3 separate regions of the Mus musculus genome follow, and all the other regions are linked to region 1. The links are chromatin loops, found by intact Hi-C in ENCODE. Cell type or tissue: heart. All regions are shown on one strand.

Region 1 (8,000 bases):
CATCATGTTGCTGGCAACTGAGTGCTATTTCTGAGAATGGATCTCAAAAGATGGCACGAGTTTCTTTGTCTTGAGATCCAGCTGGATTCCGCCTTATTAAGGGAGGGTATAGAAGCTAGATGTCATCATGCTGAGATGACGGAATAGAAACCAGATAGTTTTGTTGGATATCACCATGCTGATCTTGGTACTGGGACGGGAACTGGTGGGACAGAACTAATGATAAACTACAAAAACCTATAGTCCAGGCTGGAGATTAACGGTGGGCTTTTAAAAGAAGGGGGAAGCAATAGGTGGGCAGGTAGGTAACTGGGTAGGGATCTAGGGAAGAGAAAGTCAGGGAGATGACTTAACATTTTCTGGGCAGAGATTCACTGGAAAAATTACCAAGCAGACACAAGGTTCAACACTGGGATATGACTTGGATTTAGGAGAGAAGAGCACAAATGAGGTAGGATCCTCATACCAGAAAGGAGCGAGAGGTTAAGCAAGCTCTCAGGAGTTAGGGGTGATTGATAAATCAAGGCGTAGGAGTAAGGTAGGGGAATATTCAGAACTGGGAACCAGAACAATGGCTAAACGTGCTAGAGCCCTTCTGCCATGAAGCTGCAGGCCGGATCTTGCAGCTATACTAGTTGGATGAACAAGGATGGTCCTGGAGAGGGACTGACTGAGGGAGTAAATTATTGTAGGACCTGAAGATAATGTTCCTGAGAAAAGAGTGAAAATTTAGAATGTTAGCCACATCTTATGTGCTTATGAAGAAATCTGATTCCTTAAGTTCGAGTGATTCCATTCCTTCTGCACAGCAGGATCTGGACGCCCACAGGAAGCCTCACTTATGCCTTCTCACTGCAGGTTCTTTGAGTGTGAGCGGCTCTGTGACAGGGACCCTTGCTGCACTGGCTTTGGTTTTCTAAATGTCTCCCAGCTGCAAGGTAAGACTAATGAAGGAGGCAGTCCCCAATCCCAGGCATGCACCTCAGTCTAGAAACACTCATGTTTATGATCCTATATGGACCTTAGCATCTCCTCATGACAAGGAGAATGTGAGCCTCATATGCAGAAAGGAACCCGACTGGGGGAAGCAAGTGGTTCATTATTATGAAATTAACACTGTGGCTGACCTGGTCTATCTGCCCACTTCATATACAACAGGTCTGTCTGATCCCAAGGACTGTTCCTCCTTGTTTTTATACTTTATTTATATATCTTCTACTGTATTTTCAGAGCTGTCCAGGCAGCATGGTTGGCTGAACTTTAGATACATCACATGATCCATATTGAACACTCACTCAGTCACTTACTAATGGTGTGATTCTGGACAATTCACTTATAATCTAACCAGGCCTTAGTTAGCATCTTCACCTGTAAACCAGGTCCAGTGAAATGATACTTACAAATACAGATCACCTCTTCTATGCATGATCAACAGGTATTCTGTTAGGAGCAGCTACTTCCTTTTCTGGACTCATAGGCTTATAAATAGTGGATCTGGGGCTGTTGGGATGGTCAAGTCCCCACCTAGAATATAGTACAGAAGTCCCAGCATCTGTTGAGCAATGGCTTACAGAATTCTTCCCACTTAGTTCATATTTCTCACTGCCCCACCTTTTTGGACTCCTGTGTTCTCCCTCCAGGAGGAGAGGTGACCTGTCTGACTCTGAACAGCATGGGGATTCAAACATGCAATGAGGAGAGTGGAGCAACCTGGCGCATTTTGGACTGTGGCTCTGAGGACACAGAAGTCCACACCTATCCCTTTGGGTGGTACCAGAAGCCTGGTGAGGAACCTGCTACTGGCACATGTGTCTGCTGTTGACCATATCCCAAGCCTGCACTAGGATGATGTCTTAGGATCAGGAAGAAGATTAGTCAGAATTCCCTGGAGACCAATGATAGAAATGGATTCTATTTAATTTAAGAAGAAAAGACATGCCTTGGAGACTGCTCATTAACTTAAAGGAAAAAAAACTTAAAGGAAAGATTACCAATTAGATCTCAGGAAAGATGGAACAATATCAGGTTCACAGGTATAGTTAGCTAGGGTACATAGCAGCTTCTTCAATTTGCTACTTGCACTTGCTTTAGAGGGGCTGCTCATGGTATACTTTAGAAGCCTTTTATTCAGGATCAAATTGCCCAGCATAGTCTAGAAATACCCCACTGCTGGAGGGAGAAAGCAATAGCATTAGTGGAGGCCTCAGAAAATACAGAAGTATTAGGAGAAAGAAAGCTTAACCTCCTTAGGTCCTGTTGCTGGACAAACAGCAAAGTCAACAGTTGTCCACTCTGATCCCTTGGTCTCCCTGCTGTGCCAATTTTTACCGTCAGCCGGAATGATGTTCTATATGCAGTGTCAGGGAAGGAAGGGAACAGCCTGCGTAGGTTTTTAAGCATTTAAGTTAGGATTTCAGGAAAGGACAGCCTGTATGGGTCATGAAGGCAAATGGCTGCATTATCTAAGACTCATTTCCAGGTCTGTTTTAGGAGAACAATCTGAAATCAATGAAGAAAGGAGTGGATATTTCTGTATGTGCTTAGATAAAACTATACTCAGAATCTTCCCTCTATAGGACAGGCTGGTCTTTGTAAGACTCATAGTACCCCTTAGCTTCTGTCAGTAGGACAAGTGACTGAGGCTCACTGGTCCCATACACTTAGATACTGGGTGTCTATGGTATTAGTATAGACAATTGCATGGAAACTAGAAGAGACTAGCCATCAGATTGTGTCTCAGGAGCAAACTCATGAAGATGTCTTAGAGACAAAAGTATTGTCTCAGGAAGTAACAGAGAAGCAGAGCAGAGGATCGATCAGTGTCTCCAACCTGACACATAGGTCACTTCCTTCTCAATTCATTTTCTGAGCGAATCTGGAGAGTACTGGACGTTCTTGACACTTCCCTAGAAACTAGGGTTATGTAATTATTGCTGCAACTGAAGTCTTAGAGAAGTAGAACTTTGGTCTCCATATTCTTCATACTGGAAAACCACCATTTCCCTACCTAGTTTGGGCAATGAGAGAAAACAGACATTCTTCCTGTGCCTGTTGTGTATCAGAAACATGCTAGGTCTACGTGAGCCTTGATATTTAGCATTATGGGAGCTCAGTGGAGTAACTTACAAGCAACTGATTTATCAACTAGAAAAGGTTAACATGATAGCAGACCAGCTGCTCCTGGTGTGGTCTTTTTGTCCAAGCCATGTTGAAACTAAAGGGTACAGTTTGGATTTCTAGGGCAGAGATCCCTTAGCCTTGCTATGTACCTAAATGTTCTTCAGCTTTGAGGCAGTTAGTATGGGCATGATTACTTCCAGACTAATCCCTTGATCTGTCATGATTGGAGGTTGCTCTGTTGGGTTTTTCTTTTCTTTCAACAGCTTGAATTGTTTTAAGAAGAAAAAAAAAGGGAGTTGTATAATGAAACTGCCACTGTGGACTTATATTTCCATACAGAGAAATCTCTAGGGCTAGAGACATACAGAGATATCTTGAGGGCAAGGGAGGAGAGGAGCATGCTTGCCTAATACATTAGTTCTATATGACTCCATGGACAGCTTCAAGACTTAAGCTACCTCAGAGCTAGGCTCACCTCAGGTCATTCTCGTCTATCCTCTCACCTTTTCACCCTGCCAGCATCTGGAAAATGCCACTTTCCATTTTCATTTGACTATGGAAGAGCTGGACAGAAAAAAAAAAACTTAAGCAGTAATTTATTTGTTCAGAATGTGATGGAAGTCACGCCAAGCTATTTCAACACCCTGACAGGCTGGCAAGGATAAGAACCCAAGGTACTCCTGGTTCCAACAGGTTCCAGCTGCTCGGGTCCTTTTCATCTGACAACCTGGAGTGCTAGTGTCTTCCAACACATATTCTGTGCCTCAGGGTAGGGACTCAAGAGTCCTGACCAGAAGCCACGTGGCAGACAATGAAAAGCCTTATCAGTACTGTCACTCAACAGTAAGGACTGCCATGTAAAGAACACTGTGCTGTAACAGCCTGGCCTCTGTTCATGAGGCTTTCATGCTGGAGGCCAGCACTTTGGGAGCACTATCGCATTAAATCCTCGTTCCCCTGTCAGTAGAAGCAAGAGAGGCAGGAGGCTCAAGGGTGCATAGAAAATGGGTGATAGACCTGGAACCTAGTTAATTTTACCTCTTAAGTTGCTATGTCACATGGCAGAGTGAGAGTGATCCTGCTTTCCTGACCTCCAGGAACTCTCAGTCTTAAAGCAAGCGACAGGTGCTGAGGAGATAAACACTTGTTGCTGGCATTCTCACCTTTGGGCTGGACCCTTCCGAAGTTCACTGGGTGTTTGTACTGACGTGCAGTGCTGGTCATTGAGGAACGGGAGAAGAGCAGAATGTTGCTGTTTTTCATAGGCGTATCCTAGAGAGGCCAGAGTGAGCATGTGTGAATAACTACAACATAGCAGGCACAGCCTACAGGAAGTCTGATTGCCAGAAGTATTGACAAAAAAGAAAGAAATGACGCGCTTTTCTAGTCTTTGTCTTTGTATCAACTAATCTGTACAAGGCTAAGGAAGGTGCCACACACATGGGCAACTCTGAGCCTTGACCTTGAAGGGTGGGTCTCTCCTAACAGCCTTCCCTTAGTCAGTTCTTGGACAAGAGACATACTTTCAACTGAGGAACTCTGATAGGTAAAAGCTGTAGGGGACTGGACCTGCTATAATCACAAAGAAAAATAGCTCTTCCTAAACACTGGCTGTCTGCAGACACGATTCTGGGTGTGCATATGGTATCAGGACAGTCTCTGTGGAAAAAATTCCTTTCCTGTCCCCCATGGAAGACATGCACTCCCTGGCCAGAGAATTAAATCACAGCAATGTCACTGGTGTTGCCAAGTCCAGTCCTCTGGATGGAGAGGTAGCAGACTATAAAAGGGAAGGAAGAACTGCTCTTTCACAGGGATCATGCCAAAGAGACTTCAGCAAAAAGTGAGCCTGAGATAAAAGGTAGAAGGCAGAAGATCAGAGAGTTGAGACTCTCCTCCCTACCTCACAGCTTCAGCAAAGAGGGCTGCACACCAGCCATTGCATCCTGACTTCTTTATCCTCACTGTTCTCACAGAGGATGAAACAAAGCTGAGTCCTCCCATGTCCAGGAAAAAAAAATACTGGAAAAACAGAAGCATCAAAGCAGATTCCCACAGATCCTGTGGTAATGGGCTTGCTGATGCTGCTGTCCTCAATTTCATGCAATGTCTGGTGTTTCTTAGCACAGAAATACAGAAGTTCTGGCCAACTTTATGAATGCAAGTGAGTTGTTTGTAGTCCTCCCCAACAGCAGTACCTAGAAAAGAAATCTTGGTGTCTAGAAGACCAGGTGTATGTGTGCAGAACACAGGGGTTACTCAGGTCCATATATCATAAACTCAGGCCTTCCTGCATAGGTAGAAACAGGCCCTGATAGCCCCTGCATCTTAAAGAAGATTGCTTCCCCCACCGCATTCGTATGTGCACGACATGGGCTTCAGTGAGGCCTCACTTGGCTTTGTTCACTAAGTCAAATGTGTCTTCTTGAAATGACAATCACAGCTCTGGGTCCTTTTATCTTCTAGGCAAGGTCCCTTAAAAACTGTTGAAGTTACAGACACAAAAGAGACATTAGTAAGGGATTGTCGATTTCTTCTAGTTTCCTTGAGATCCACACAGATGGCACCACATTCACAGAGCAGTTAGTATATCCTCCCTCCTCCTTCCCCTCATACCAACACTCTCACACTTCCCAGGCACTATGTGTTCCTATCGTTGGCTAGCAGCCAGGATTCCCTCACTGTAGTGCCTTCTTTCTACTCACAAGCCAGTGAGGTAAGGCTTATTCTATTTCTTATGCCCAGACAAGATGAGATTGGAGCTTTTTTCTCCAGCACTTCTGACACAAAATGTGTAGTCCCATCTGCAACCAAGATCCCAATTCTCTAGACATAAGTTGGGTGTTTACTGATTCTTTCAGTTCTGATGCAAAATACCTGAAGTTTAAGTCAGAACTAAGAACCTGTGCAAAGGGTAGAATCTTACAAGCTTCCCCACTACCTGCTAACTGTGAGCTCATGGCCTTCTGTCCTTCCAAGCAACTGACTGTAAGTTAAGAATTTCCATTTCTCCTTGGGTTGTTCAATAGCTTGCCAGAATAATTCAAGGAATACAGAGAAACCATTAGCTACTATTCATAGTTTATTAGGATAGATTCAACTGGGACTGGGCTAGGGTGTAGCTCAGAAGTAGAGTGCTTTTCTGGCATATGTAAGCCTTGGGTTCCATCTCTACCAAGGCAAGCAAACAAAAACCAACTCCTTACAATTCAATAGCCATTTGGAAGACAATGTGGAAAGTGGGGTAGACGGTTCCCGGGCCTATCCTGGCTATGTGCTCACTCACTGTGGACTTTTGCAAACCCAGCAGCTGAGGAGCTCTGTGTCAGAAAATAGAATGAGGTCCTGATCTTACTACATGCCAGTGTCATAAATGTTTGCTATATCACCTGAGGTCAATCCTCAGACTGACCATGGTGTGTTTCATGCCACTAGATTACAGCCGCAGGGAGATCTACGAAGCAGTGTATACAAATGGGTGCTGGGAGCTTTGTCTGAGTCACCTGTCCTCAGTTCATGTTTCAGTTGTCCCTAGATTTTCATTAGAAACACACACAATACAAACAGAGCTCTCTGTGGATTTCAACATAGATTTCTTGAACAGTGTACCCAGATAACAGGAAGTACACATTTAGATAAACACCCTCAGCAGATGGCCAGACTGTTCCCTAATGACTCTGCTCTTGGGTTCCCTATTCTGGGAAGGGACAACAAAACAGGGTGTGGCTGGAGTCTAGATACAGGCCTGCTACAAAGGAGTGTAGGGGGGAAGTTGTTAGCAATTATGGACATTCTGTGTGATGCTTTCAGTATGGGGGTGTGTAACCTCAGCTCAGATGTCGGTATCAGGAAACCTATTGGGAATATCAACTCTCAGGCCAATCCCTGGCCCCTGAAGTTGGACCCTTGGAAGATGGGTCTCAGCACAGTATTACCTGTTGTTACCAACCCCTGAGGCAGATTTAATGTCAGCTGAAATTTGGCAGTTGATGTCTTTAAATGATAGCAAGAGGCGCCTCCATGAAAGTGAAATGAAGGGAGGGAAGAGACTGTGGCTGAAGCTCTGGAGCCTTGAGAGGCCAGGGCTCTTAGTTCAGTTTATGTGGTTACCACAGAGCAGGGTGACTTATTTTTTTTTTATTCTTTACTTTTGTTATAATTTATTTTATTTTATTTTTTATGGATGAATTAATTTATTTTTAATTAGGTATTTTCTTCATTTACATTTCAAATGCTATCCCAAAAGTCCTCCATACTCCCCCCACTCCCCTACCCACCCACTCCTACTTCTTGGCCCTGGCATTCCCCTGTACTGAGGCATATAAAGTTTGCAAGACCAAGGGGCCTCTCTTTCCAATGATGGCCAACTATGCCATCTTCTGATACATATGCAGCTAGAGACACGAGCTCCGGGGGGTACTGGTTAGTTCATATTGTTGCTGCAGGGCTACTTATAAGGAAATACCTCTCACAGTTTTGGCAGTAGACAAGCCAGTTAATGCCAACATGCTGGCATCTGGAGAGGGCCTTCTCCAATTGTAACAGGGTAGAGGCAATGCATGGTAAGGAACAAGGTGAGAAGAAAAGCAACAGTGGAGATGGCAGCTTTTCAAACAGGACTCTTCCCAGGATCAGATCTAGAAGCTACACAGACCTCCACAACCCCTCATCCTCACCACGCTATTTATCTAGTCATGAAGATGGGAGCCCACAGCCCTGACCACCATTTAAAACTTCCACCTATGGATGGCCATAGAGGCAAATGAACTTCCACAAGAGTTTTGAAGGAAGCATTCAAGTCATGGCATGGTGTTTTGCACACCAGACAAAAGGGAGTAAGATAAGAGATAGAAATATGGGGAAGCCATGCAGAACTTTTG
Region 2 (8,000 bases), 81 kb after region 1:
AAACAAAGAAAATGTATGTCTTCTACAAAGCTACCCATAAGTGACATGAAGCTAGGCCTTCCTAGAAATGTATTAAAAACTGAAGAGTGACAGGAAGTGTTGAACCATAGTTTACCCTCTCCCCTGCCAGCTGTGGACCCAGCTGTCCCCTTCTCCCCATAGTCTCAGGGACCACTGGATGGCTGGTCTCAGGAATGAATGATAGGGACAAGCAAGTCCTCTTTACGATGGGGTGCCGACCCCACCTCAGCAATCATTAAGGTGGCATTTTTCAAGGGTGATACCTTGGTCTGGCAAGTTAGTAATTTTTAACTGCCATGCACTTAAATGGATTCTGACAGTCAGAAAGCAATGGAGTCAATTAAACATGACATATTTAACAGATGGCAAAAGGTGTTTTGTCAAGACTTTGAGACATAGAGAAAATGAGATAGGTGCAAATCCGTTCCAGAGGGGCAAAGCCCACACCAATCATGTCTATTTCCAAACAAAAGGAATGTCCAGGAAGGGGTCACTGGGGTCCTTGAGGTTTTTGTTGGAGACTGTCCCCTCACCCAGACCTTGCTCCTATGGGTTTTTGTTCCATCTCACTACTTGTTTCCCTGTGGAGTGGCCATCAATGGCCTTAGCCATACCATTTACTTGTGGCTTTATTCATGTGACATGTGCAAATGTCTGCTGTCCTATGGTAAGAATCAGTCATACTGTAGGGTAGAATCAGCTTTTAAAATATGTCCTAAATGCCTCTCTAATTGCAACTGCAATGACAGTTCATGAAGACAATGACACTGTTGAAATTATAAGGAGATGGTAAACTCTACAACTGGCCCTTTATAAGTGGTGGGAGCAGGGAGCTTTAGGAATTGACAAAGTTTAAATATCTATGTAATCTTGGGGTGTGGGCAGGTAATAGGGTGAAGAGTTGGAACAGACTGCCTATGAATCTCACCTGGATCCTGTCATTCATTGGAGCACTGCGTTGTCATGGAAAAGCACACTGGAATCAGAATACTTGGATCTCAGTCTCTTCTACTGGGTACCAGGAAGCTATTAAACATCTTTAATGTTCTTTCTGAATCTATGGAAATTTTACACACATATGCACACACAAACACACACATGCATACACACACACACACACACACACACAGAGTTGTTCTTCTTCTTTTTCTTTCCTTTACAATTTACCAAATTGCTGGGTGCTGATTTGTCTCACCTGGAAAAGCCTGCCCTTATCAATTTCTTATCTCTGTCTCTCCACCTGCCCTAAATTTCGTGGCTAGTCCCAACTAGCCCCTGTGAAACATCTCTAGCTGCCCTCCTGTAGTAGTGGCCACAGGCCCCAGCTCCTCTCGAGATCTCACATAGTTGCTGTGTTCTTCCTCCAAAGCATGGAAGAAAAACCCCTCTCCTTCCTTGCATCTTCCCTTTCCTCCTGGGACCAGAAAGTCCTAAGGAGGATCTGGGGTCTTTAGAAGAGGTTCTATAGCTAATGGAACTGAGCAGAGTACAGAGAGGTTGTAAACCATTGCCAAGAGACTTCACAGGACAGTGTTCTGTCCTTGTGTCCTTCCCAGTCTGCAGTCATGAATCTTCTTTACAGAGCCCCATGTAAGTCTGGCCTCCATCATTCACTCCTGATTGACACAGGGGAAGAAAGATCTCATATCATCTCCCCGCTCTCTGACAACCCCTGCAAGCCTCTTCCTTATTGGCTGCCACCTGTCAGCCATTCATAATGAGAATAAGAATTCATGAAGCTCTGTGCTAAGATGGGGCTGTTGTTAGTGGGAGGTGGTAGATCATGGGGGAAGCTAAAGGATTTATAACTTGGGCTGTTATTACAAGTCTCCAGATCTCACACACCTTGCCTCCTCCTTCTAAACTGTGTTCTCCCAATCTGAAAAGTGGGTAGGAGTTGCTAATATATAGAGGGTTGTTGTAGGGATCACAGAATAAGAATGTACATAAATTAATGCCCCAGCTCTTAAGAGGCCCCTTATAAAGGCTGAATGCCGTTCACTTTCCACGTGAATATGTGCATATGTACGCACACACATGTACATGTACACTTAGTCTCCTTCAGTTTCTACTTACAAAAGTGCCCTTGGTTTTGGCTTGTATCAGCTACCACTCTGTTCCACAGTAAATCGGTACCATCTGACAGGCAAAGGACACTGAGCAATAGCAAGCCACACCTTAATGCTACCCACCCAAGTTCCATAGCCTAAGTAAAACCAAGAACACTGATTCCAAAGAAGAAGAAAAGAGAAGTGGTCTATATGACTTTGTAGATTCTAGTTTCAAGATGGAAGTTACATTAACTATTGTCAGTACTCATGTTAAGATTTTTGCCAAGACTGAAATGCTTCAGACTTCAGTATGACTCATGGTCCCAGGGATCAAGCAAAGGGATGCCTCTTGGTTAAAGGCATACAAGAGAATGTTAACATTGGATAGGAACTACTTTTGAAAGTCTCTTTGCTACAGTTTCTAGGTCTGTCCCAGGTTCTTCTTGCCTCTCAGAAGCATGCTCAAATTCCAACGTCCATGGAATTCAGTGGCAGGCTCAGGTTTGAGTGTATTTCCAGGAAAAGAAGGATATGAAGCACTGGACACATTCTCTGGCTCTAATCTCTACTCAGAATCCCTGGACCACCCAGGAGTCTGGGCTGGGTTCCTGCCTCAGATGATCCCTCCAGCTCCTCCAGCTCCTCCAGCTCCTCCAGCTCCTCCAGCTCCTCCACCTCCTCTAGCACTAAGGCTATCAAGCAGAATTCTGCTCTTTGTCCCAGTTCACTTCTGCCCTACTCTATAGGCAATGGATGTTTTACATACGGCTGTAGCCCGTGGTATAAAAATCACTTCACTGCTCTGGCTTCAGTAGCCCACATCCCTGAGGCACTCATATTTGGTCATTGCTCAAAGGTCTGCCATGTGCTCAAGCCATTTCAGTCTGGCCAAAATCCCAGAGGACTTCCTGTAGCTATAGAAGCCTGGCCTGCACCCTAGGGCTCATTTGCTTATGGCAACCCCCTCTCACACGGCTGTCATTGACTTATCTTCTGATCTTACTTCTCAACATCTTCTATGCAGAGTTCTCTCCTCCTCCTAGAAAGCCTACTTATGTCCCCATCCATTCTGTTTGTTGGCTCCCTCCTTTAACACATATATAGCATTTTACAGGGATGCTGGGATCTTTAGACCCCAGGTTTTTCTTCAACATTCCTAACCTATCTGCCATCCTTGACACTCCCCAGGAGTAGTTACCTGCCAGTGCCCCTTTCTGCTCATTTTCTCAAAGTCCTCTCAGCTCCTGCCTCTCTGCAGAATTCTCCAGGCATACAGGAGCCCTGCATCCCCTCCCTGGAGTTCTCAGTGTATAAGAATTCTAGCCTTTGTCCTGGTCCCAATAGCAGAGGGTTATCACTCTGGTGTACAGTCTGTACTTCGAAAAACCTTGGATTTCTTCCACAGCTTGAGGACACAAGACTCTTTACATAAAATCAGACTCAAAACACTTTTAGGTGGATCCTTCTTGAAAAGCAAATGGTGGCTGAATTCACTGGAGACCATAACTCAGTGGGAGCTGTCAGTGCTCCTCAGGGTGTTGCACTGCTGTAGAGTCATATATCTGCTTCCTCCCAGCAGGGAGCTGGATCGCACATTGCATTGTGGGAAAGAAACCAATAGCTAATTCCACTCCTGATGATAATTAGCATTCACATACACTGTGTGCTGATTACAGTATAAGGTTTTTTTTGCATCATTGTCTTGTATCTTCTTTGGAGCAGTTGATCACAGGGTTCCATGCCAAGATGGGAACTGACAAAAATAGCAGACTGCACTGGAACCAAAACCTCAGTCTGTCTGTTTCTAAGACAGGGCCTTCCTACTGGATATTGGCCCTGCTTCTCACAGAGACAGGCAGGGACCAAGGCCACTGACAAGCCTGCTAGTGCATAGTGGGTAGAGTGTGATGCTGCAGGTGGCTGCCCGAGATGTGCCTCATGTTTGGCAGCTGTGAGACGTGGGGTGCACAGCTTCCAACTTCCTGACACCTCTAGAGTGAGGATTCATGGGCGGTTCTGATATGATACACAGAAGTGCTGCCTAACTCTTCTGCTCTTTGTCTCCCTCTGAGCTGAGACTGCCACAACCCATGCAACCTGGTGCTGACTGGTGAGGAGGCGGGTGTGGATTTCCCAGGTGTTCCTTCCCTGAGAAGTTAATACATTACAGCAAGAATGCAAGGAAAGGAGAACTAAGGCACAGGAAGGAAATAGAGCAGGCCTCTTGGGACTCTCTTCCTGCATAAGAATATTGATCCTGAAGTCAAGGCCATCAGGGCACGCGCGCACACACACACACACACACACACACACACACACACTATGTGCCTCTGTTGCCTTGCCAGATAATAATTTCCTCAAGAGCGGTGTGAGAGGGAGTCTTCCTGGGCACACTGAAGCCACGATTTCTGAACGGCCCCATCAGAGTGACAGGGTTGGAATGCTGGTCTGCTCCCTTTCCTCTAAGCTCAGGCTTTTTTCCCGGGCTCTGTCCGAGGACCACCAGCTGTAAGGCCTAACAAGTCCCCCCAAATGAGGACAGCCTACTTAACTGCTGACTTTCCACAAAGAACAAGGTTTCAGAAAGACTGATCACAACAAAAAGAGAGAGGAAAGTTCTCTAAGCTATCTTACAGTGTCAGTGAAACCCACGCCTTTACCCACTTCCTCCGAGTATCAAGAAGCCCAGCTATTTATAGCTAGCAGAGATATTGAAAACATCAGAGGCCCACCCTGAAATCCTCATGTTCTCAGGCGTTCCTGTAGGCTACTGGTTCTCAGTCTGTGGGTCATGACCTTTGGAGTGGGGGAGCAATCAAATGACCCTCTCACAGGGGTTGCCGAAAACATCTGCATAGCAGGTATTTACAGTGCACAACAATGGCAGAATTACAGTTATGAAGTAGCAATGTCAATACTTTTATAGCTGGGGGTTACTAAAGCAAGAGGAGCTGTATTAAGGAGTTGCAGCATTAAGAAAGTTGATAACTTCTGCTGGAGCCACTTACCACCACCCCACCCCCTGCACTTAGCAGCACAGAATGCTATGCCGCACTGTGAAGACCTCGAGTGTGAGTACCATTCTGTTACAGGAACATAGCAAGTGGTTTTTAAAAAAACAGGTGGTCACTTGGTGTTACAGAAATAAATCAAGGGTGTAAAACTCACATTCACGACAAGTCACCCACTATGTCACTCATTACCAATGTCACTACACTCCAGGCCCCGGCTGGATGCAAGTTTGATGTGCACCTCTCTTGATTCTCATGAGGAGCCTAGAGGGTCCTCTCTTGTTTGTAAGTGCAGATGCTTACACAAGTCTGTTTTGTATATCTTGCAGGAGGCACCAGCAGGCTGAATTTAGTATATAAAACACAGTAAAAGACAAAACCCCCTGTCTGCTACCTCACACTATCTTGTGTCTGCAGCCCAGGCTCTCTGGCCTTATCTGTACTGTTCAGAGATGTTGGAAAGGGCTTTGGTCATCAGGCTATATATAGCTACTAGGTTTTCAGCCCTCCTCCTGCTCACCCCCTGTGTACTTTCCTGTTCCTCGGATGGGCTTCCTACTGCTTGCTTGGCCTCAGGCTCTGGTCACAGGTCCCTCTAAAGACTAAAAACCAGACATCAATATGGGATAGGTATAACACTCTCCCATCAGGAGCCTCCCAGGTATGTGTGAGAGTCTGCCTCACTGTGGCTGAGTGCTCAGGCCCCTGATGCGCCTCTTATTAACAACAGGCTTTTCAGAGAAGTTGGCCGCTTCTACTAGAGAAATACTCCCAAGTGTACAGTCCTCACACTCATGCTAAGTAGCCTGCAGAGGTTCAGTGACAGGACTGCTGAGTTCTGGGTGCTCCATGTCTCACTGTATGTCTGACTAGGCACCAGCAACTTCTCTGTACCTTATATACCTCTTTGTAAGCTGAAATGATGGTGTCTTCCAGAGGGCCTCTATGTTCACATTCAACTACAACTTAGAATTAGGAAACCTTGCTACTTGAGCTCTCTGCAGAGGAGGTGGCTGTAGTTTGCATAGTGCTTTACCAGAAGTTTTCCAGTCCGCATTCAGAGCTATATCACCCTTGACCTCATTATACTTCTTTAGCTGAACAGCAAGACCGGCACCCTCTCTTCACAGATAAGGAAACCAAGGTTTGCACTGACCTAGTCAAGTTTACACAAGGATGCTGTTCTGTGTAGGTCAACCCTGACATTCATACATGTAGGATATCAAAGGTTCCCATGTGTTTGCGTATGGAAGAAACTATAGAACTCAGCTAAGACCTGAGGGTCCTAAGCAGCAGCCAAAGCTGTACAGACTGTTAGCCTGACCCCTGCTCTTTCTTTTCCAGGGAGGCTCTGCACTGTCCCCGGCTGCAATTATCAGCCCAGAGAGGGCCCAACAGCAAGCTGCAGCCTTGGCAAAGGAGGTTGGATGCCCTACTTCATCCATCCAGGAAGTGGTATCATGTCTCCGCCAGAAGCCTGCCAACATTCTCAATGATGCTCAGACCAAGGTAGGTGCTGGTGTACAGGTTAGGGAGGGACAATCTCTTGTCTTTACAAATGAAAGGCCCAGGTCTAACCAGATGTGATGATGGTCTCCACCAAGATACACACCCAGTGCATGACCAACTAAAGATAAACTTGTCTCCTGAGTCCTAGTCCTTGCAGGAGCCACAGGCTACAAAGAAACATACAAGGCTGCTGCTGAAAGATATGTTTCTCTGTCATTTGGATGTCTTATGTACAACGTGGAGCCTATAATGGAGACACAGTTGAGAGATGAAATGAAATAGAACTTGAGAAGGGTCACACCCCACTAGGACCATAGAGGCACAAGGTCAGGTCACAGACCCTTAGATCAATAGTGGGGCATCCCTTTCTACCAGTAAAGACCTTGCTCTCAGCTTGCAATTCTGGCTGCCTCTGACATTGGTAGAGGATGCAGAAGCAGGCTTGATCCTCATAACAAATCTGGACCCTACGATATGGACTAAGTCTTGTCCTCATCTGCACCTACATAGGCTACACTGTTTAGTGTCACCTGCCACAGACACTAACTTTAAGCCCTTCCTCTTCTTGCCGTTCTTCCTGGAAACCTCTTGTTGCTTCAGCCAACAGGTTCTGGGAGGGTCTCCTGGGGGTTAAGCATTGCTGAAGGGAGGTTTGTTGCCTAGCCACTGTCACTGTCATGAGATGTCCTGCTTGCCTGCTATCCTGTTCATTGACCCTTGCTTTCCATTAGGGCCCAGCTGGAGTTAGAGCACTGTGAGGCAGAATTATGGGGCTCCAGAGGTAAAGAAGGGCTAAGTTTCATCTTGCACAGTTCCTTTCACAGAGGCCTTCCTAGCCCCTGTCACTGGTCAGAACCATGAGTGCTTTGCTATGGTTGTCAACTTCAGCTGCACACTCAACACTAAGATTGTAGTTTTCTTAAAGGAAACTAAAGCACACGCAAGTAATAGCCTTCTTTCTCACCCTGCAGCTCCTGGCTGTGAGTGGCCCTTTCCACTACTGGGGCCCTGTGGTCGATGGCCAGTACCTCCGTGAACTTCCATCCAGACGGTTGAAGAGGCCTCTGCCAGTGAAGGTGGATCTACTCATAGGAGGGTCCCAGGATGATGGGCTTATCAATAGGGCAAAGGCTGTGAAGGTAGGTAAAGGGAGGCAGGGCGAGGCCTCTGCAGCCTCCTGCTGGATACTGGGTCGGGAACGACTCTTTCCGTGGCTGACAGAGGACTGTGTACCAAGGCTATAGAAGTCTGAAGATAGTCATGGGGGAAGCTGGGGTCAGAACTAGGACAGTTACAAGAGGCGACTAATACAGATATGCTCACAAATTGCAGCTGTGAATCAATCACTGTGAAAAGCTTGGAGTAGAAACTGAACAGGTTTCAGCCGCAAGGACACCTCGCCATAAGC
Region 3 (8,000 bases), 150 kb after region 1:
ACTCATGCCCAGCATCCCTTGGCTGCAGCCATTAAAGGGATTAGGAGACCCTCCCAAAAAGGACGGCACCATCCACAGAGGCACTGTGAGTACACGGTGGTAGTATGGTCCAGGGTGCATTGTCCCTTGGGTCCCAAGAAAGGAGGTGGAGTCTGTGCCCAACAGCTCAATCCACCGACTACCACTCAGGGTAACATCCCAGAGCAGCAATGCCACCACCAATGTGCATGCTTAAAAGCCCAGCCAGGGCCTGCATAGATCTGGGCCTCTGACACCTGCACACAGTGTGGGCTCCCAACATGTTCATAGGAAGGATAAATGGCAAACAGGCTGTGAGCAGATCTAATGCAGATGTCAGCCTTGGAGCCTCAGGGTACTTGGTCCTGAGACTGAGTCTGGAATCTAATGTGCATCTGGCCCTGGTCAGCCCAGCCTTGCTGCCTGGTGGAGGAATGCTCTTCTCTGACCCTAGTCTGTGAGCCCTTCCCCCATCTCCTCTTTGGAATTTATTTATTATTTACAGCTGCTCCGGGAGATCTGCCAGGACACCTCCTGCCTGCCCGACTGCCGTGGCAGCCAGTACAGATACCTTTTCTGAGATAAAGTAGAAAGCAGAGCTTTGAAAGAAACAAGGGGACAGGCAAACACAGTCCTTCTGGGACCTGTATATGTGTGGAGGGCTGAGGGAATGGGGCACAGAAATGCCCTAGGTCAGCTTCCCACCATGGGAGTATTACCAGGACAGGGGCCAAAAAGATGGAGAACATTCTGAAGCAGGGGTTAGAGAAGGGGCCTACTGAGCATGTGCTCTGCGTTACTCTCGCCTACAAGTGTAACACACACACACACACACACACACACACACACACACTCACTCCACTTTCTCAGGGCCAGGAGCCACAAGAAGGAAGCCAGAGCACAGAGAACTCATGTGAGTTCTCCAAGGCCACCCAGCTGAAAGTGTCAGGAAGCAGGAATTCAACCCAGTTCTCTTCAGAAAGCCCTGGTCCATGGGAATAGTCACGTGGGAATGATGTCAGGTACGGAGATAGCCAGAGAATGAGTCCTCAGTCCCACATCCTGAGTGACTCCTAAAAGCTAAGAGTCTATCTGGGTCTGCTTTGGGGAATTGAAGGTATTCCCGCGCCTCTCACTAAAGGAGCCAGATGGAGTTAAGACTTGAAAGTCACACATGACAGATATGAGGCAGCTGTCAGGAGCCATATTTTAGGAAGAAGTGGCTGAAGTAGAGATCAAAGAAGGCTATGGCACCTGCCCTCAACATGGGTCAAAGCCCCACTTATACCATGAGAATTTATACTCAGAATTTATGCTGTTTACTCTAAGATGCTTGTTAGACTTCTGTTCTCTGAGCCTCAATTTCCCCAAAGATAGATCGTTTAAGTGTTTGTTTGTTTTTAAAGAACAACTGTTGAGAAGTTGCCAGAGACATGTGCCTGCCAGTCACCCCAGCTGAAGGGTACGTGTCTATGCCTGCTTTCTGCCAAGTGGCCGTAAATGATTCACTGGTCCCAGTATTTGGGGAAACTTCTTTAATGTTACCTGCTAGCATGCTGGCTTTGCCATGTTCCAGCTACAGAACCAATTGAAGAGTTAATGAGCAGAAAAAAACGACAAGCTGTTGAGGTGGTTAGTCTCCTGGTTCCACATCCCTGCCTGGTTTTGCATTTTGCATATATAATTCCCTTAGGTACTCAAACATCAGTTAATATGGATTGGCTCCAAAGAACAAAATATCCAAATAGCTATGACTAAGGCCATGAGTTGCTGATTCATTTCATATTTGGTTCAATAAGAAGATAAACTCCCAGGAACCCAGATCTTTTCATCAGTCTCAGGGGCTTGTTCTTATACCAAAATGGCTGCTTCAGTTCCAGCCATCACATGAATCTCTCTCTCTCTCTCTCTCTCTCTCTCTCTCTCTCTCTCTCTCTACCTCTCTCTCTCTCTCTCTCCCTCCCTCCCCCTCCCCCTCTCCCTCTCCCTCTTCCTCTCCCCCTCGCCCCTCTCTCTCTCAAGAAATGAGGTCCCCAAACAGCCTCAATTCATGTGGATCCCCTAGATCTCTCAGTTACTGGACCACCAACCAGGCAGCATGCACCAGCTGATATGAAGCCCCCAACAAATATAAAGCAGAGGACTGCTGGGTCTGGATTTAATCAGAGAAGATGCAACTAACCCCTCAAGAGACTGGAGGCCCCAGGGAATTTAGAGGTCTGGTGGAGTGGGGGTAGGGGGTGGAGACATCCTCATGGAGATGGGGGGGGGCAGGAAGGAGGTATGGGATGTGTGGTAGTCAGAGGGTGGACCGAGAGGGGAATAAAATGATTTCAGTGGGTACAGCCACTGCAGCTCCAAACAGACAGCATCCCCCAAACAAGCAGCAACACTGAGCTACCAGGAAACACGAGAGGGGAGTGGTTTGTGCACAGAAGGAAAACTTCATACTTGGTAGGGGACAGGCAGCAGTGAGCAGGTGCCATGGAGTCTGGACGAAGAGAAGAACATAGGACAGGCACTGGCTGGCAGTACCTAGGAGATGACCTTCATTGTCCATAATGCCAGGCTGAGAACCACTCTGGTTTTTCTGAGATGCAGGAACAGGAGAGCAAGGGAACAGGGGAATCTGAGACAGGAGACTGAACAGCACCCTTGAGAAGATGCAGAGGCTATAGATCTGGGTCCTCAAAAGATTCCTCCCCATCCCCCAAACCCCCCAACTCCCACCCCCACACACCCCCACCCTGCCATCTCTTTGTTATGCAAACTTGAGATTTCTTTGACTAGGGTCTGGAAAGAACCAAGGCCAGGAGTTCTGTCCTTCCAAGAATAAAAAATATTCAAAGACACTGAAGACAGGCTAATGGACTGAGGATCCCTGGCAGAGCAGCCTGGCTGGGAGAGGAACTGAACCAGTGGGTATGGCCTTGAGGAGCAGGGCAGACCCTGCTGACAGATCGCACCTCCAGGCGTGTCAGTGATAAATTCTTGTCATTTCTGGCTGGAATAAGAACCTTTTTTGCTTGCCTCTGACTCAGAGGTGGGGAGACAGTGAAGAAAGGCTAGCACAGGGAAGAGCTAAGTGAGATGCAAGTCCTCCCACCCCACCCCCATCCCCAGAGCCCTCTCAAAGTCCTCACAATGCCTCTACCTTCCCTACCTCCAGCCCGCACCCTTCTGTTTCCTCCCTCCTGTCCGGAGAGCCTGAGCCCTCCTAGAGCGTGGAGGATGCTGGGTGAGAATTCATTCACCTTACCCTGTGGAGTCTGGGACTTTCCCTTTAAGAGCTGTCAGAGCGGGGAGGCTGGCCAAGCTGGGCTGGAGGTGGGGACAGAGGAAAGAAAAAGAGAGAGGGGGAGAGTAGCAGAAAAAGTTTTTTTAGAGGAAAATGCAGGGCTAGTCTGTTGGCCTGACGTCAGATGTCGCTTTGACAAACGCCCCCGGGGGCTGAGGAAGGCTCTCCGCTGCTCTGATGGGCCAGCCCAGTCCTGGCCCAGCTCCCTGGAGAGGCATCCGCATCCTCTGGGCTGAGCCGTAGCTCCTGTGACGCTGACTTCCAGGCATGAGGTGGCTCCTGCCCTGGACGCTGGCAGCCGTGGCAGTCCTGAGGGTGGGCAACATCCTGGCCACGGTGAGTCCTGCTTAGAAGGGATCAGTGAGGGGACCTGATCCCTTCCTGCCTGGTTCTGAGGCCCGAGGGACTGGGGGGTCAAGACAAGGTGGGTTGGAATAATGAACAGCGGGAGGAGAGAGATTCTTGAGTCTGAAGAAGGTGGTGGAGTGGGGCAGAAGGCGCATCCCTTGAGAGAGACACCCTGTTTCCTATATTCACAGACAATATACAACAAAATAAGGGCCTGGGGATCTGCACCCTGGACTGGCCCTGTGATCTTGGGTGGGTCACTCACGAATTCAAAGCAGCATAAAATGAGGGGTTGCTAAGAACATCCAGAGCCTACCAGTTTAAAAACTCCAGGACTCGGAGCATCTGAGGTCCCCCAAAGAGAGGTGCTAAGAAACCCCAGGACAAGATGTGAAGGAGCACGCCAGCTTTTAGCAAATCTCCACCAAGCAAGCAAGGTTTGGGTTTACCACCATGAGCACCTTGTGACCCTCCATGGTCTGTTCCTGTCCTGCCATTTCCAGAAGGCATCTGGGTCCTGGAGAGAGGGACATCAGTTTGCACCTTCCAGAGACAGGGAAGGAGACACGTGGCAAAGCAGGGAAGCCTGCTGGAGCAAAGCCGGGGGTGGCTGGGCAAGAGGGCAAGCTGCTAGGGGCAGTGAGTGATGTGGGCAGCTGAACAGAAGGGAGGCAGCTTCCAGCAGCAGGGTGAGCTGCTGGGCAGCTGCTGAGTCTGAGGTTGCCACATGAGGGCCAAAGACAAAGGCTGACACTGACACTGAGTTATACCAAGAACTTCTTTGGGGTGCTAACATGCGTATTCCAGGAGACTTGGAGTTACGGTACAGCAATCTGCCTGTGAGCACAGGAACTCAGTCCATTTCCACTGAAGCTCAGAACTAGACATGTCTGGGACTGGGTAACAGGCACCTTGAGGTGTTACGTGGAGACAATGAACATGTGCAATTTGTACCCAAGTCCTCTAGCCTGTGCACGATGCTTGTTCATGATAGCATCTAACCCTACGACAAGAAAGATTACCAGCTCTATTCACAAAGGATGACCAGAAGCAAATGAATGGCCCAGGGTCGGAATGAGCAAGTGGCCTGGGTCACACTGGCATCTCTTGTGGCACACTTTCAGCACTCAGCCGTCCCAACGTTCCCTAAGCCTAGAGTCCAGGAAGTTAAGCAAGCAGGCCTGCCTCTGCCTTGGGACTGGTTGTGACTGGGTACAAGCCTACAGGTGGCTGGGCCTGGGAGGGCAGGGTGTGGATGGAGAATTGGTGACAGGGGAGCCAGCATCAGAGTGAGGGCACAAGAGGGGAAATTCAAGGCGAGTCTTGCACTGGAGCCAGAGTCTTGCACTTGAGCCTGCTGCTGGAACAGCCAGGACTGAGGGATGGTGGGGAACAGAGTCAGGGCTTTTTAGGGGGTCTCAGTAAAGAGACCTGGAGTCCAGAGGGACCTAGCAGCATCAGTAAGGAGTGTGTCCCCAGAAGCTCCCAGACTGCCCACCCTGTACTCTTAGGAGTCTCCCAGCATCTTGTTTTCCAGGATGCCCTCGAAACCCCCATCCACTGACACAGTACCTCTGATGGTACAGAGCTGGGCTGTGCCCAGAAGTCAGAGCCCGGCTTTGTAACCGAATTCCACACATGGCATCCTCCAGAACTAATACAGACAGGGAGTTCAAATCCAGCAAGGGGCAGGGGGGCCCCATGGAAAGAATGATGTGCATTGGCCATACGGAAGGAAAAGTATGTGGGAAGTGAGCACTGCCAAGAAGACTTTGAGGAAGTAGGCTGGGAGGGGAGACGCTGTCTGGTGTGCATGTAGCTAAATGGGCTGTTGGCAAAAAGCAGGAGGCCAGCTGGGGAGGGGGATGTTCAAAGTGGGGGAGGGAGGCAGATTCTGGGCTCAGATGCAAAGCCTGGTACCTATGACAGTGTTGTGGTTGACGCTCTGTGTGAAGAACAGCTTGTTTTATCTCTTTTCTTTTTCTTGGACAAGTGGTGAGGGCCCACCTGCTAAGTGAAAGGGGAGAGTACGTGAGCCATCCCAAGGACAATGTACATGGCAATACCCACCCATGTGTCATGTCTATGCAGAGATAGAATCCTTGCCTGAGAACAACCAACATTCACTGATGCTCAGAGAGGTTAGATAAATTACCCAAGGCCACACAGCTAATGACATTTGAACTTAAGTGGCAGCTTTCTACTACTCTAAATCCTTGTATAGAAACAGGCTGGACCCTAAAAACACTTGCAAGTTGGAGACATCCACCCATGTGTTCAAATGAGAGATAAGAGAGGGACCAGCCAATGTCTTCCAGGATAAATAGGCTAGGATGCAGGGTCTGCCACTATCTTCTCTCTCTAACCATGTGTGTGGGGAGTGGGGGGCTGTTCACACAACTGTATGTATGTGAGGGGGTGGAGAGAAAGCTGGGGGCAGGGTGACTCATTGTTTGGATAGGGAATGCCAACTCATTTTCTATTCCAAGAACCCCTTACAGAATCCCAGGCCTGGACACATGATGAAATCCTCCCTTTAATTGAAAAAGCAAGCATAACCCCACAGACAGCCTCCATGTACCTAGCCATTTCGCAGCTGTGAGTCAGCAGCTCTACCCACCCCACCCCCAGATCAGAGTCTGCAGTGACTTAAGCCCCTGTCTGGCTTAGCCCCACCAGGATGCTTCAGGAAAGCTGCTGAGAGTTAGTCTGCCCCACTAGCCATAGCATTTGTCTAGGGTTGGCAAATAGGAGGGCTGCCCCATACTATTCCTGAAAGACGTGAGCTCCACCTGTGAGCAGCCCTCTGGTCCTTTGGCAAATCCACATACCACACGCCACACGCCACAGGGTTTAGTGACAGTTCTGTCTATGCCAGCTGAGTGGGGAACTACCACCTAGTACAGGAATCAACTCTCAAGGCTGCTGTAGTGTCCCCCTCCCCACCATCTCTCAGGGACTTCAAGGCTATGTCCCCAGTGTGACTCCACTGAGAACAGAGGAGTTAAAGCCACAGCCAGACTACCATAGCCATAGAAGCCACTTAGGATTGGGAAGTGGGGGGGGAGTGACTATGAGGTCTCAGCGTTAGGCTTTGGCATATGAGTTCTTATTGTCATCAAACCATTGATGCCTCACTAGGCAGCCGCAGGAGAATAAGAGGCCCACTCGGTTCTGGCACACAGCTTTACCCTCCATGTTGACCAACACATTTGAACACTGTCCGCTGAGAAGACAAGAGCGTGCTGTGATCCGGACGCTCATTGCCCATTGCAGCTTTTCCAGCATGGGCCACTGGACCTCTGCGCTGCAGCCAATCCCTCGGGCACGCTGAGTGGTGCCTTGGACTGCAGGCATCAGTGGAGAGAGTCCAGGGCAGTAGACTCTTTCATTCCTACCCTAACTCCCATTGATGGGATATGCTTAGACTGTGTTTTGGGTTTAACAAGACATATGAGTGAAGTCCATTTCACCTGCTTCTGATTCCTTTTGCTATAGCTACTAGAAAATTCCATCTGTGGCTGGCAAATGGACACAAAGGTATTGGATTCAGTGAGAGGAGGGCATTTTGGAGGGTTCTGAGCCAGGCTTACAAGGCAAATATCTTGAGGGGAAAGTGTCCCTGGTGCACCATTTAAAAGGACAAGCATGAGATTCTGGGGATGGGGAGTCCCTGGAGGGGAAGGGTAGAGAGAGAACACACGAGGCCTGCAGAAGCAAGCCCATTCTCCATCCCAGCAACAATGCTAGATCCCAAGCTAGTGGAGGCCAGGATTCAGTCAGGCCTCCAACCCAGGAGTGCAGGCACTAGGGGAACTGGACTCAGTACTATGTGTGTGCAGAGCACGACGGTGAGGCATCTGCTCGACTATGTGCAGTGCAGGGTATCTTCTAAAGCCTGTTATCCAGGACTCCAGCCTTGAGAGGGAGGTTGGTGAGCATCCTAGGAGACTGTGAAAGAGAAAGGAAAACGGGCGAGGTGATGCTGCTACTGTTAAGGGAGATGATGATGATGATGGTGGTACTACTGCTGCTGCTACTGCTGCTGCTGTTGTTGCTGCTGCTGATGACAATAGTGGTAATGAAAGAATGGTGACGATAGAAATGGTGGTGATAATGGTATTTATGATGATTGTGACACACATGGTGGTGACAATAGAAATAGTAGAGATGATAGTGATGATGATGGTGATTTTTAAAACAATGCATGAGATAAGGTATTCTCTGCTCTAGTGCTGACATCCTGATTCCTCAGCCCCCTCCCCCTTCCCTCCCTGCCCCCTTCTCTACCTTCTTCTCCACTTTCTCCTCTTCTTTCTAGTCTTTCCCACTGAAA

The links. Hi-C counts contacts between places; a loop is a spot of excess contacts. Peaks named below come from ENCODE experiments on the same cell type or tissue, not always from the same donor. Only the 100,000 strongest peaks of a DNase experiment are listed, where the experiment ranks them.
Region 2: it touches region 1 in a loop (2.0-fold over the local background); 8 of 42 quality-filtered maps call a loop at or near these places.
Region 3: a loop joins it to region 1, with 2.7 times the contacts of the local background. A loop is called at or near these places in 10 of 42 quality-filtered maps.

What each region holds. Positions count from the first base shown.
Region 1 is chr15:66,739,846-66,747,845 of GRCm38, forward strand. Tg (thyroglobulin) reads left to right here. Exons shown (of 48, transcript NM_009375.2): 33 at 859-938; 34 at 1,641-1,784. Among named protein-coding and RNA genes, the nearest start is that of Tg, 73 kb to the left of the region's middle. In heart, no CTCF peak of the experiment used is centred here; DNase peaks (open chromatin) are centred at 3,906 and 6,816; H3K27ac peaks cover 4,063 bases; H3K27me3 peaks cover 286 bases.
Region 2 is chr15:66,820,836-66,828,835 of GRCm38, forward strand. It overlaps Tg (thyroglobulin), which reads left to right. Exons shown (of 48, transcript NM_009375.2): 42 at 6,428-6,592; 43 at 7,564-7,731. All of the region lies in intron 1 of Sla (src-like adaptor), which reads right to left. Among named protein-coding and RNA genes, the nearest start is that of Sla, 7.0 kb to the right of the region's middle. RefSeq lists an enhancer at 3,466-6,327. In heart, no CTCF peak of the experiment used is centred here; a DNase peak (open chromatin) is centred at 3,916; H3K4me3 peaks cover 882 bases; H3K27ac peaks cover 5,753 bases.
Region 3 is chr15:66,887,983-66,895,982 of GRCm38, forward strand. It overlaps Ccn4 (cellular communication network factor 4), which reads left to right and starts at 3,387. Exons shown (of 5, transcript NM_018865.3): 1 at 3,387-3,652. The coding sequence starts at 3,584. Gm46514 (a long non-coding RNA gene) reads right to left here and starts at 3,349. Exons shown (of 3, transcript XR_001781648.2): 1 at 3,278-3,349. In heart, no CTCF peak of the experiment used is centred here; DNase peaks (open chromatin) are centred at 3,459 and 5,389; H3K4me3 peaks cover 2,771 bases; H3K27ac peaks cover 5,509 bases.